Regions from separate parts of the Homo sapiens genome. Here region 1 is linked to region 2. Evidence: read pairs that join two places in POLR2A ChIA-PET (ENCODE). Cell type or tissue: A673. All regions are shown on one strand. Each heading gives the region's core, and the rest is flanking DNA. Links, peaks and the distances in the headings are about the cores only.

Region 1 (5,386 bases), core at 56-5,055, 100 kb before region 2:
AGGTCCAGGGAACAGCACAAAGGCATGAAGGAATAAGAGCTTCATGTGGTAGAAGCTGTTATGGTAAAGTGAGGCAAGAACTTTATGTGTTCAAGTTGAAAATCGTTTTGTAAGGTTATAAATGCAATAACTAAAGAAATGTATGATTAAATTTTCTGGCACCATTTTAAGTAGACAAAACATGCAGTTAAGCTTTTCAGAAAAACTAGTAAATTTTACAGTACAGTAAACCAGTGATGTTTCTAATATACCAAACAGGATTCAATTGATTTGGAACCTATTCTTGTGTTATTTAAAATGACTTCCTCAATTTACAATTTTTTGTCCCTATGTCTCTATACGTGGATCCGGACTTGTTAGACCATTTGTTCTATTTTTTTTTTTCCAGAAAAGATCACTATTTATGTTATCGCCCAGTACAAAATCACCCACATATCTATTTTATGACATTTCAAATATAACAGAAACACTGAAGCATGCACAGAGGCCCCAGATCTAAATGAAAAGACCTAATGAGAAGAAAGTGGGAATTTAAGTGAAAATTGCACGGTAGCACACTTCTGTGAGTACAAATGTGCTGCAATTCGTTAAAGCTGAGGCCTTCTTTTTGGAGACCAAAGTGCCATTTCAATGCTACTACTCCCTGGGAGAAAATTAGGGTTCTTTGGCAATAAAATCACCTCTTTAAAATCACTGCCAAGTTTTAGTTTATTAGATGGTAGTCTTGTGGCTGAGATCTAAGAGTTCTTCCTTTTAATACTGTAACAAAGCAGTAGCTCAATGGATAATATAATTCTGTTTTTTTAAAAACATAACTTGTTTTTCATGAGGCCAGTCTAAAGAAGCATTCTTCCATGTCATAGAAAGAGAGACTGAGAACTCAAGAGGTTTAGTGATCTCTGGGTCTGATGAGAAAGTGGACCTAGAACGAGCTTTCTTAATCCCCAAGTTATTCTGGCTCTGAAATATAAACAGACACATACATGAAAGAAAGCAAAATGAAGGGCAGCTGTGCTCCTGTGTATCTGATGATCGGGAACAATAATTGTTTGTTCTATGATTTCTCCTTAAGGAACTTCTCTGCAGGTTGTCGAATTCCCAAGAAAATATTCACATAAGGGATTCATTTAGAAATCCTGTGAATTTGTCTTAAGCAAAATGACAGTTATTCTTTTGATTACCAGAAGTAGTCTGCTTGGATTATTCTTCCCCTCTGGCTTTTCTGGATGCAGAGATGGTGCAATTTCAACAGTTGGGTGAAGGACAGAAGTTCACATGACAGTGTGTGCATCTGAAGGTGACTGAATGCTGTTTGAAATGAGCTGGAGGCAGGAAAGCCATGCAATGCAGGTTCCTTTTTCTGAACAATGTCTCAGGAGAGGAAAATATAAAGGTGAAAATAAATTTGAGAAGATAAATACGGTTCCCTGTTAAGTGCATCAATTGTTAAAATAGAGAGAAACCAGAAATCAGAATTGCTTCCTTGGAATATAGGTGCCTACTACCAGCCCATTTTTGACATCAGAATGTCATGACATGAATAAAGAGCAGAAGATCCACAAATCCTACAAGACAGGCCACTTTCCTCCTAGATAAAAGGCATAACAACCCGTAATTCAGAATTTCAAAAGTAATTTTTTCAGATAAGAAATTTCCATTTCAAACAAAACTTTCCTTTTTCCTTTTCTTTCCTCCTTTTTCTTCTTCCCTTCTTCTTTTCCTTTTTTTTTAATATCTTAATTTTTCTTTCTGTTAGGGGAAAGTATCTTAAATTTATCCTGCTTACTCTTAATACACCTCATAGATATACATTCCAAGTAAGGTGAATCAGATGTTTAACGTGAAAGCTTTGTTCAGCATAGACATTTCACTGAATATAAACCACATAGCAAAATGCGAAACTATCATACTATGAGAGACGAGTTCCACTTTAAGCATTATTTATAGAAAAAAGTGCATATTTTAAAGAAAAAATGATGATTTTAATCATCTTAAAACATTCTACCACTTTAGTAGTCTTTTCTGATAAATTTAATCAATTAAGATAAAATAAGTTGAAAGGGAAGGTTGGAGTATGGTACTTTTTTTTTGCCTTGGTTTGTGTTACATGGAGTGACTCAAAGGAAACAGAAAATTACTACAACTGTGATGTGGCATTTATAATAAGTGCCTCAACCTCATATTGCCCAGACATTAGGAGATTTAACTGGTAATGCCAGTGAGATGATGTAGTATTTCCTGTACTGTTTTAACTTCTCAATAAGCATGTAGACACTGCAGTGAAGTGCAGGTAAAAAGTTCACAGCTGGAGGGGGTGTATAGGAAGTGCTCTGCAAAGCTATAAGCTTACATAGGCATCCAGCTGGAAATAACCTTGTAACAGTGGAGGAGGGAAATACACATGGTAATGATTTACAATTTACAGAATGTGGATTTTAGGGGCTACAATAAGGGTGGCAGAGTTTTCTCTCAAAGGGATTCTGAAATATGGAGTGGTGGAAGGAAGGGAAATGTAGAATCCAGTTAACAAAGCTGGGAGCACTTTAAGAGTATGCCTGCTAATTTTACCTCTTAGACAGGATATCCAGGAGGCAGCGCCCCTTCCCACCAGCAGCTCTCCTTATCCAAAGGGTGCCCAGTCCATTTTTAACATCTGTTTCAAATGTCACATCACAGAGATGTGGTCACTCCCTTTTTAAAAATTTCACCTAGAATTTTGTACCTAAGAACATTTTTTGTTCCTGAGCCTTCTTTAACTGTGACCCCTTCAACTTCTGCCGCCATGAGATTATATTGTTTCGATGACAAGGGACTGTGTCTTACTCATCTCTATTATACTGAAGCCAAATATGATTATGTTGCCAACCCCCCAACCTAATAACAGCTTTTTCAATGGCTTCCCATTGATTTTAGGATAAAACCCAAAACAAACTCTTTAGTATGGCTTATACTCATACAAAGTCTTTTATGATTTGGTGCCCGTCTCAGTCCACCCCTCTGTCCACCTCTCTGGCACTTTGGTGATTTTTCTTTCCCAGTACATTCCTGCTGTCTCACTTCTTGGCCTTGCACGCATTGCTCCTTGGCCTGGGACATGCTGTACACCTATCTCCACCTCTGTTGCTGACTCTGTCCTCAGGGTTCACAATCTTCTGTAGGGGCCCCTTCCTTAACCTCAGAGTTATGCATCTGCACACTCTTTTATGCTTCTCCCTCTCATAACTTGTTCTTTGTTTTATTACTCACTCAGTATTGGTTTTCCCAGCTAGACTGCAGGTTCTGAGAAGTTAGGGGCTGTCTCTGCCTTTTTAGCACTGTACCCACAGTGCCTGGGGCATGTAGCTTGAATGCATGGTTCTACTATATAAGAACTCAATAAATTTTATTTTTTGATTAAGTGAATGATTAATAACCACCATGGACTGAGTAGTAACTATGTATCGATGAGCATGTTAAATACTTTATACACATTATGTTACAAAATCATCACAGTAGTCCCATTATTACCCATAATATGTAATATTACTCCTATTTATAGAAAAGAGGCAATCAAATCTTAGAGAGGTTGCTAATTGCCCAGGATACCTAGCTCCAAATGAGCTGAGGGATGCTTACTCCAAAGCCTATGGCTTTTTATGGAGCTATATTGTTTCTCAAATAACTACCCAATAAATGCTCATTAAAAACAAAACAAAACAAAAAAGTGTAAAAACTTGTGACTATATCAGCTTCTTCCAGTTTGAGAATCTCTCTGTTATTGCATTTGATTTGCAAATTTAGTCTAAATATTCTTTTTTGCCTGTTGATACGATGTCTGCAGGACTAGAGTTCAACCAAGGGCCTCAGTTCTGTTCAGATGCTCCCTGTGTGATTAGAAGTGAGATGAGTTCATGTCTGTAAAATAAGCCAAGAATGGCCAGGACATCTTTTACCTAAGATTTCCAAGCCTCCTGATTGGCTGGCTGTAGGATGTTGTTGTACAGTGCCTTCTAACTCTATTTTCCTGAAGATACATGATTCAGTGTAATGCCAGGTTAGTACCAAGGCTCCTAAGCACGGCAATATTTACCCTACAAATTACGAAAAATATAAAATTAGGTCACAGCACAGCACCTCAATATAAGAAAATTCCCAACCAGCAGGGTGATTCAGTAATGAACCATCTGTGTTCCTGGATGGATCATCTGTGTTCCTGGGCAGATGGATGGAAGCAAAAGCTAGGTGGCCATTGGTCAAGTCCGCTCTAGAAAATAATAAGTTCACTGGTCATGTCTCCTCTAGAAAATATTCATTAGACAAGAGGACTTCTAATGTTCCCTCAGATTCTCTAAGAAGGAACATTTGATAAAACATTTATGTAAGTTATTCTGATAGTTTGTCCGAATGTGGAAAAATAGTTGTATATGTATATATGAAGAGCCCAAACTTTGGATTCAGATGTTACTAAGTTCAAGTCCTTACTCTGACCTTATAGCTATGCATCTTTGGCAAATCTTTGGGGATCTTTCCACCTCAGTATTCTTTTCTACGAATAATAAAGTTCACTATTATATTTGTAGAGGGCAATATATTCAGACTGTGGACTATACCAAGTGCATGATTTTGTGTAAGTTAATTAACCCACATGCACTTCAGTGTGTCATAAAATGTGGAGGGTAACAGTATCTTCTTCAAAATAGCGTGTGAGGGTGAAAGGAACTAACAATGTAAAGTGCTTAGAACAGTGCCTAGCACAAAATAAATCTTCAATTGGTTTTAATTATTAATGTTAACATAATCTTGGAAACAACTGATTTTTTCTCGCTTTTCATATAGAAGTTTTATATTTTATAAACTTGATCATTGTCATTTTGCTTGAACTCTAAGTGTAGAATAAAAGTTAGAAGTTTAAAAGTGATTAGAATTCATGCCATAAACCAAGAAGCCAACATCTCAACAAAGTACTGTGTTCTTAAAAAACTAGAAGGAATGTTTTTGTGTCAAAGTGGACAGAAAATAGCTTTTCCCCAGAACCTAAAGTATCTGAACAAAATTGATCTTTAAGAAAACAATTTGGGAAATGTTCTGAATATATCTGATAGATTTTAAAATGCTTAATTACATTTTAAAAAGCTTCAAGAAAAGTTGCTATGAAAATTGCCCTCGTTTTATCAAATATTTATTCCAAAGCAAATATAAAAAAATAGAGAGAAGTTCTTGTAATATACCCAGGATAGCAATTGTTAGTTTCCATGGCATATCAGGGCAAAGTATGTGATTTTAAAAAAATATCTCCTGTGTCAGTCCTGGTATACAGCACTCTCTCCCTTTCTCTCTCTAGTGCACATGCGTGCGTGCATGCACACACACACACACACACACACACACAGGAAAGAAAATAGAGCAA
Region 2 (5,386 bases), core at 174-5,173:
AATCAGGAAAGAGTATATGTTTTAATAAGTTTTGTATCTCTCTTGCCTGCCACAGTGCTTTTCCCCTATAGAAAGAGATTAATAAGCACTTGTATGTTAAATCAGCAGGAAACCAGGCAGAAGAGATGTGTCTTGTGAGCCTACAAAAAGCCCTGGGGTGCTTATGTTTAGATGATCTCACAGAGTTATTTACATCAAGGCACGGGGGAAGAGCCCCTGATCCTTTATTCTTCAATGCACTCTTCAGGTTGCCTCCTATTTCGTCTCTTCCCTTGGAAGGTATTCTGAATTCTCATTCGAACCTGGCCGACAGAATGGGCTTCCGAATCAGAAAGCTGGATTTGAACCCAACTGTGATACTTACAAATTTTATGGCCTTTAGCAAATAGGTTGACCGAAGTCTCAGTTTTCCAATTTTTTTTTTTTTTTTTGGAGACAGAGTCTTACTCTGTCACCCAGGCTGGAGTGCAATGGCATGATCTCGGCTCCCTGTAACCTCCCCTTCCAGGGTTCAAGTGATTCTCCTGCCTCAGCCTCCTGAGTAGCTGGGATTACAGGCGCCTGCCACTATGTCCAGCTAATTTTTCTATTTTTAGTACATATGGGGTTTTGCCATATTGGCCAGGCTGGTCTCGAACTCCTGACCTCAGGTGATCCGCCTGCCTCTGCTTCCCAAAGTGCTGGAATTACAAGCGTGAGCCACTGAGCCCAACCCAGTTTTCTGATTTTTAAAGTAGGGACTAACACTCCCCAATTTAAAGATTCGTTTTGAGGATTCAATAAAATAAGGAATAGAATCTATGTAGCCCTGTGCTTGCTACACAGTATGTCCTCTTGCAGTATCTATTATTGATTATAAGTGCGCACTTGGGTGAGAGCACACAGTGTGGTTTGAACCAGAGTCCCCGCCCTCTGCGAGTGACCCTTGTCGAACACTTTCCTATTAATCACTCTGCAGGGTTTGACAAAGAGTTGCAGGATAACTGGAGAGGCACTGCACCTTTCCCTGAATATCAGTGACCTCAATTTCTGCCAGGGGAATAAATCTTCCATTTTAATATAATATCTCAAGAGTCAATGAAAAGTAGGAATGTCACTGAAGGAAGCCACTAGAAACTGCAGAGCTGAGGAGAGTGGGAAGTGTCCCTGAGGACCGCTCTCTGAGAAGATGCCTCTGTACTGCAATTAGGAACATTTAGACCCTGAAACGGGAGGAATGTGGTGGGGAAGGCAAGGGAATTAAATTTCCTCAGCCTCCCCCACACAAATCAATCACAAAGGAAATAGGCATTTGAGGGAAAAGTTCCTTTAGAATGTATTTTTCTATTTGTATGTCTATTACCTCATCTCATAAATCTCATTCCCTGCTAGTATGACTACTTGAGCAGAACAGCCCGGATCTTTTTCAGTCTCTTAATAGGTTCATTTTTTACCCTGTAAAACGGACAGAGGAATCTCGGGATCCAGCAGATGGGGAAGTCGCATGTTAAGAGACTGGCAGGGAGGTCACTTGAGATTGAGAATGGGGGATGTGCAGCTGACCCTCCAACTGTCTTCCAGATACTGGAATTATTTACTTCCATGCCAAAAGAAGAATGTGAGGCAATAAAAACATGATCTCAGGGTCTATTCTATATCTTATTTAAGATTGTTTTGTTTCACGTTCAGCATTCCTATGTCCTGAGTTTACTCCACAACTATAGAGTTCGTATGCGACTCCACCGTTTGCACAGCATCAACATGTCCAGGAACTTTCCACATTTTACCTTCCAGATATATCTCCCAGTTTGCCTCCTGTCTCCCAAATCATAAGGAACTGGACGATGAGTTTTGGTTTAGGAAATATAATCATGGCAATAGATGCCCTTCATTTTGCAGCGGAGGAAAGCTGGATCTTACAACAGGTTGGTGCCAGTACCTGTGGGCTGAAAGCTAGCTCTTCAGGCCCTCAGCACATTACTCCCTTCTACTATACCATGCAGCCATCATATTCATTTTCAGCTCTTGAAAACATGTTTTAAATTAAGAAGCATTTAAATGCTGAGAAGACATCCCAGACCCCAGCCTCTGTCTGGTTAGAGACAGAAGAAAAATAAAGTTAAAGGGCATGTACATAACCTCACACATGGAAGCATTCTCTTAATTTTACTTTATCAATCTAACTTTTTTTTTTTTTTTTTTTTTTTCTGCAATGAACATATCCAGTTCTTTACATGCAGAATCAGGTCTGACTTTTTTTTTTTTTTTAATTCATAAGAGGCTCATAAAGTCAAGTCCTGGTACCTCGACATGGTACAAAACAAAGCATTTTATTAAAAAGCTAGTTAGATACTCAGAGATCTTCCAGACCAGATCTAGCGATTGCTATGCTCCCGGAATTGTAGTAGGTTTTAGGTATTAGAGGTTAATAAAAAGATAGGCTGGGCACGGTGGCTCACACCTGTAATCCTAGCACTTTGGGAGGCTGAGGCGGGCGGATCACCTGAGGTTGGGAGTTGGAGACCAGCCTGACCCACGTGGAGAAACCCTGTCTACTAAAAATACGAAATTAGCCGGGCATGGTGGTGCATGCCGGTAATCCCAGCTACTCGGGAGGCTGAGGCAGGAGAATCGCTTGAACCCGAGAGGTGGAGGTTTCGGTGAGCCGAGATTGCGCCCTTGCACTCCAGCCTGGGCCAAAAGAGTAAAACTCCGTCTCAAAAAAAGAAAAAAAAAAAAGGAAGTTAATAAAAAGATAAAGTCCCTGTCCTCATGGAACTTACAGTTGAGCTTAACTACCCTGAACAAGGGGGTCTGAGGAGGGCTCTTTCCTAGGCTGCCCTAGATGCGAAAAGCCTGGAGTCTGGCATAGTTTGATTAAATGACCATCCTTCCCAATTAGCCATGAAAAACACTGCTTGTGTAGCTATGTCATTATCATTTCCTGCTTGGATTAGTGTAATCCATGATATGCAGGCCTTCTGTGCTCCAGCATTTCCTCTGGGGATTTGCAACTTTTGCAAAACCCAGCTTTAGAATGTTGGCTGGAGCCAAGACTTCATTACTCACATTACTCCTATGCCAAGCAAACTTCACGGGCTTCCTTTACAGTGGAGTGCACACTATAAACGTTCCGTAGTTTAAAGAGATGAACAGAAATCTCTTTCCCAAACCCGAGACTGTCTCGGCAGTTTAAGTATACACTTCCCTCCCTTCAAGAAAAAGTTGGCAGTTGCCAGCCCCAGACAAGGTATGTGTTCATCTCTCATTCCCTGTCAAAAAAAAGCTGGATGCTGTAGAAATGATTCAGGCCTTCAGTAGAGTTGATGAGGCTCCTTCCAGTTCTATCAACTCTTCCAGCTTTTCTATTTGTCTACAGTGGCTATTTCCTGGGAGACTCCCTTAGGTATGTCAACTATCTTATACCCACAATATCATTCTTCCAATCATAAGCTCTTATTATCTTCACAAACAAAATAACCCTGGAGATCAACCAGAAATATTTCAAATGAGAAAACTGAAGCTGAGAAAGACAAGGTACTTAGACAAGGTCACGGCTAGGATTAGAACCCAAGTCTCCTAACTGACCTATACAGCTACTCCATCTTCTCCACTAAATAGTTCCTACTCCAGTGACCTGTGACATCTATCTAGTCTCTCTCTACATTTTCAGCAATGATCATTTTTATCTGTAGGTTGTCCAAACCTTTGGTACTGTTCTGGAAGGGTCCTGAATACCAAATACCACTTCGTATTGATAATATTGCTGAGGTAATATCTCAAAATAGATTTTCATTGCCAGAGCAGGCAGAAGCCCATTAAAGGATATTCTATCTTCTGAAGAAATACTGAGCTTTCTTTCTCTCTTTCTTTTTTTTTTTTTTTTTGAGATGGAGTTTTGCTCTTGTTGCCCATGCGGGAGTGCAATGGTGTGATCTCGGCTCACTGCAACCTCTGCCTCCCGGGTTCAAGCGATTCTCCTACCTCAGCCTCCTGAGTAGCTGGGACTACAGGTACCCATCCACGCCTGGCTATTTTTTTTTGTTTTTTTTTGGTATTTTTAGTAAAGATGGGGATTTCACCATGTTGGCCAAGCTGGTCTCGAACTCCTGACCTCAAGTTATCCACCTGCCTCAGCTTCCAAAAGTGCTGTGATTATAGGCATGAGCCACCGTGCCCAGCCAATACTGCGCTTTCACAAATCCAAGCTGCAGGAAACAGATGAAAGAGCATTATATTGCCTTCTGGTTATGGGTCAGTCTATCTCTGTGAATCTAGTCATAAAAGCATAGAAATCAGAGCTGAAAGGGACTTCAGAGATCATCTTGTCAACTCTTTCAGTTTAAAGGTGAAGAAAGCAAGACCCAGAGAATACTAAAGATTTGCCCAAGGCTACAGAACTAGTTACAAGGAACCTGGGCCTGTCCTTTTTTCCCTATCACACAGTGTAGTAACAGAGTCCTATGGCACCTGATATACCCAGTGTTTTTTCCATCCCAGTATTTTACCAATAATACTGTTGCTATTTAGGATTCTATAAGAAATTCCCAAGAAAGAAGAACATGCTCTTGATCTTCTTTTTAGAGTGATACAGATTGTGCCAAAGCCCCAAACTCACCTATTCCATAGCAGGAGGCACAAGCCAACATACAACAAATCCCTGAACACAACACAGAAAAAAGAAGAAAAACCACCCTATCGTGATCTCAAAGAAAGTAGGGTCAAAGATCTGATGGGCACCGCGGACCATGTACCCTTTGATGTACAATGCTTAAGACAGATAGTGTGTCACTTTCATAAGTAAAGCAAGCACAAAAAATGTCAAATTCTGCTTCAAGGGCAATGAGCCTCCCAACAGGACTGATTAGGGGAGAAACCCACCCATCCTTTCTATTTTCCTCTTCATTGAACTTGTGCAATATATTTCCATAAATGTCTTAGTGGCCAGAACTTTCAAGGGCAAGAACTTTCCATTATATAAATAATAGACAACAATTATAGAAAACTTGGAAAATACAGAATATTATACAGAAGAAAACGAAAGAGATCTATCTACCATCTGTAGATAAATTCTGTTAATTTTTCAAATATATCTCACCACTGTTTCTTCTAGGCATGCATATGCACAATATTTTTCAGATAAATTGACCTCACATCATTATACATTGCTTTGTAGTGTGTTTTTTTCCCTACACGTTGCAATTTATTAAGAATATTTTTTTTTGCAAGTGGTTCTTAAACTTTAGTGAGCATCAGAATCACCTTGAAAGGCTTGTTAAAACACAGAGTGCTGAATCTTAATCCCAGTTTCCGATGTGGTGGCTTTAGGGCAGAGATCCATAATTTGCATTTCTAACAAGTTTTCAGGAGATATCATTGATGGTGTTGGTCTGGCAAACACACTTTA

Evidence for each region. ChIA-PET counts read pairs that join two places held together with the same protein. Peaks named below come from ENCODE experiments on the same cell type or tissue, not always from the same donor. Only the 100,000 strongest peaks of a DNase experiment are listed, where the experiment ranks them.
Region 1: POLR2A ChIA-PET joins it to region 2 with 6 read pairs; 6 of 35 experiments call an interaction of 5 or more read pairs at or near these places.

The regions. Positions count from the first base shown.
Region 1 is chr11:96,060,076-96,065,461 of GRCh38, forward strand. All of the region lies in intron 2 of MAML2 (mastermind like transcriptional coactivator 2), which reads right to left. Among named protein-coding and RNA genes, the nearest start is that of MTMR2, 140 kb to the left of the region's middle. In A673, for the core only: no CTCF peak of the experiment used is centred there; a DNase peak (open chromatin) is centred at 2,266.
Region 2 is chr11:96,160,014-96,165,399 of GRCh38, forward strand. All of the region lies in intron 1 of MAML2 (mastermind like transcriptional coactivator 2), which reads right to left. Among named protein-coding and RNA genes, the nearest start is that of MIR1260B, 180 kb to the right of the region's middle. In A673, for the core only: no CTCF peak of the experiment used is centred there; DNase peaks (open chromatin) are centred at 1,308 and 3,008; H3K4me3 peaks cover 668 bases; H3K27ac peaks cover 2,271 bases.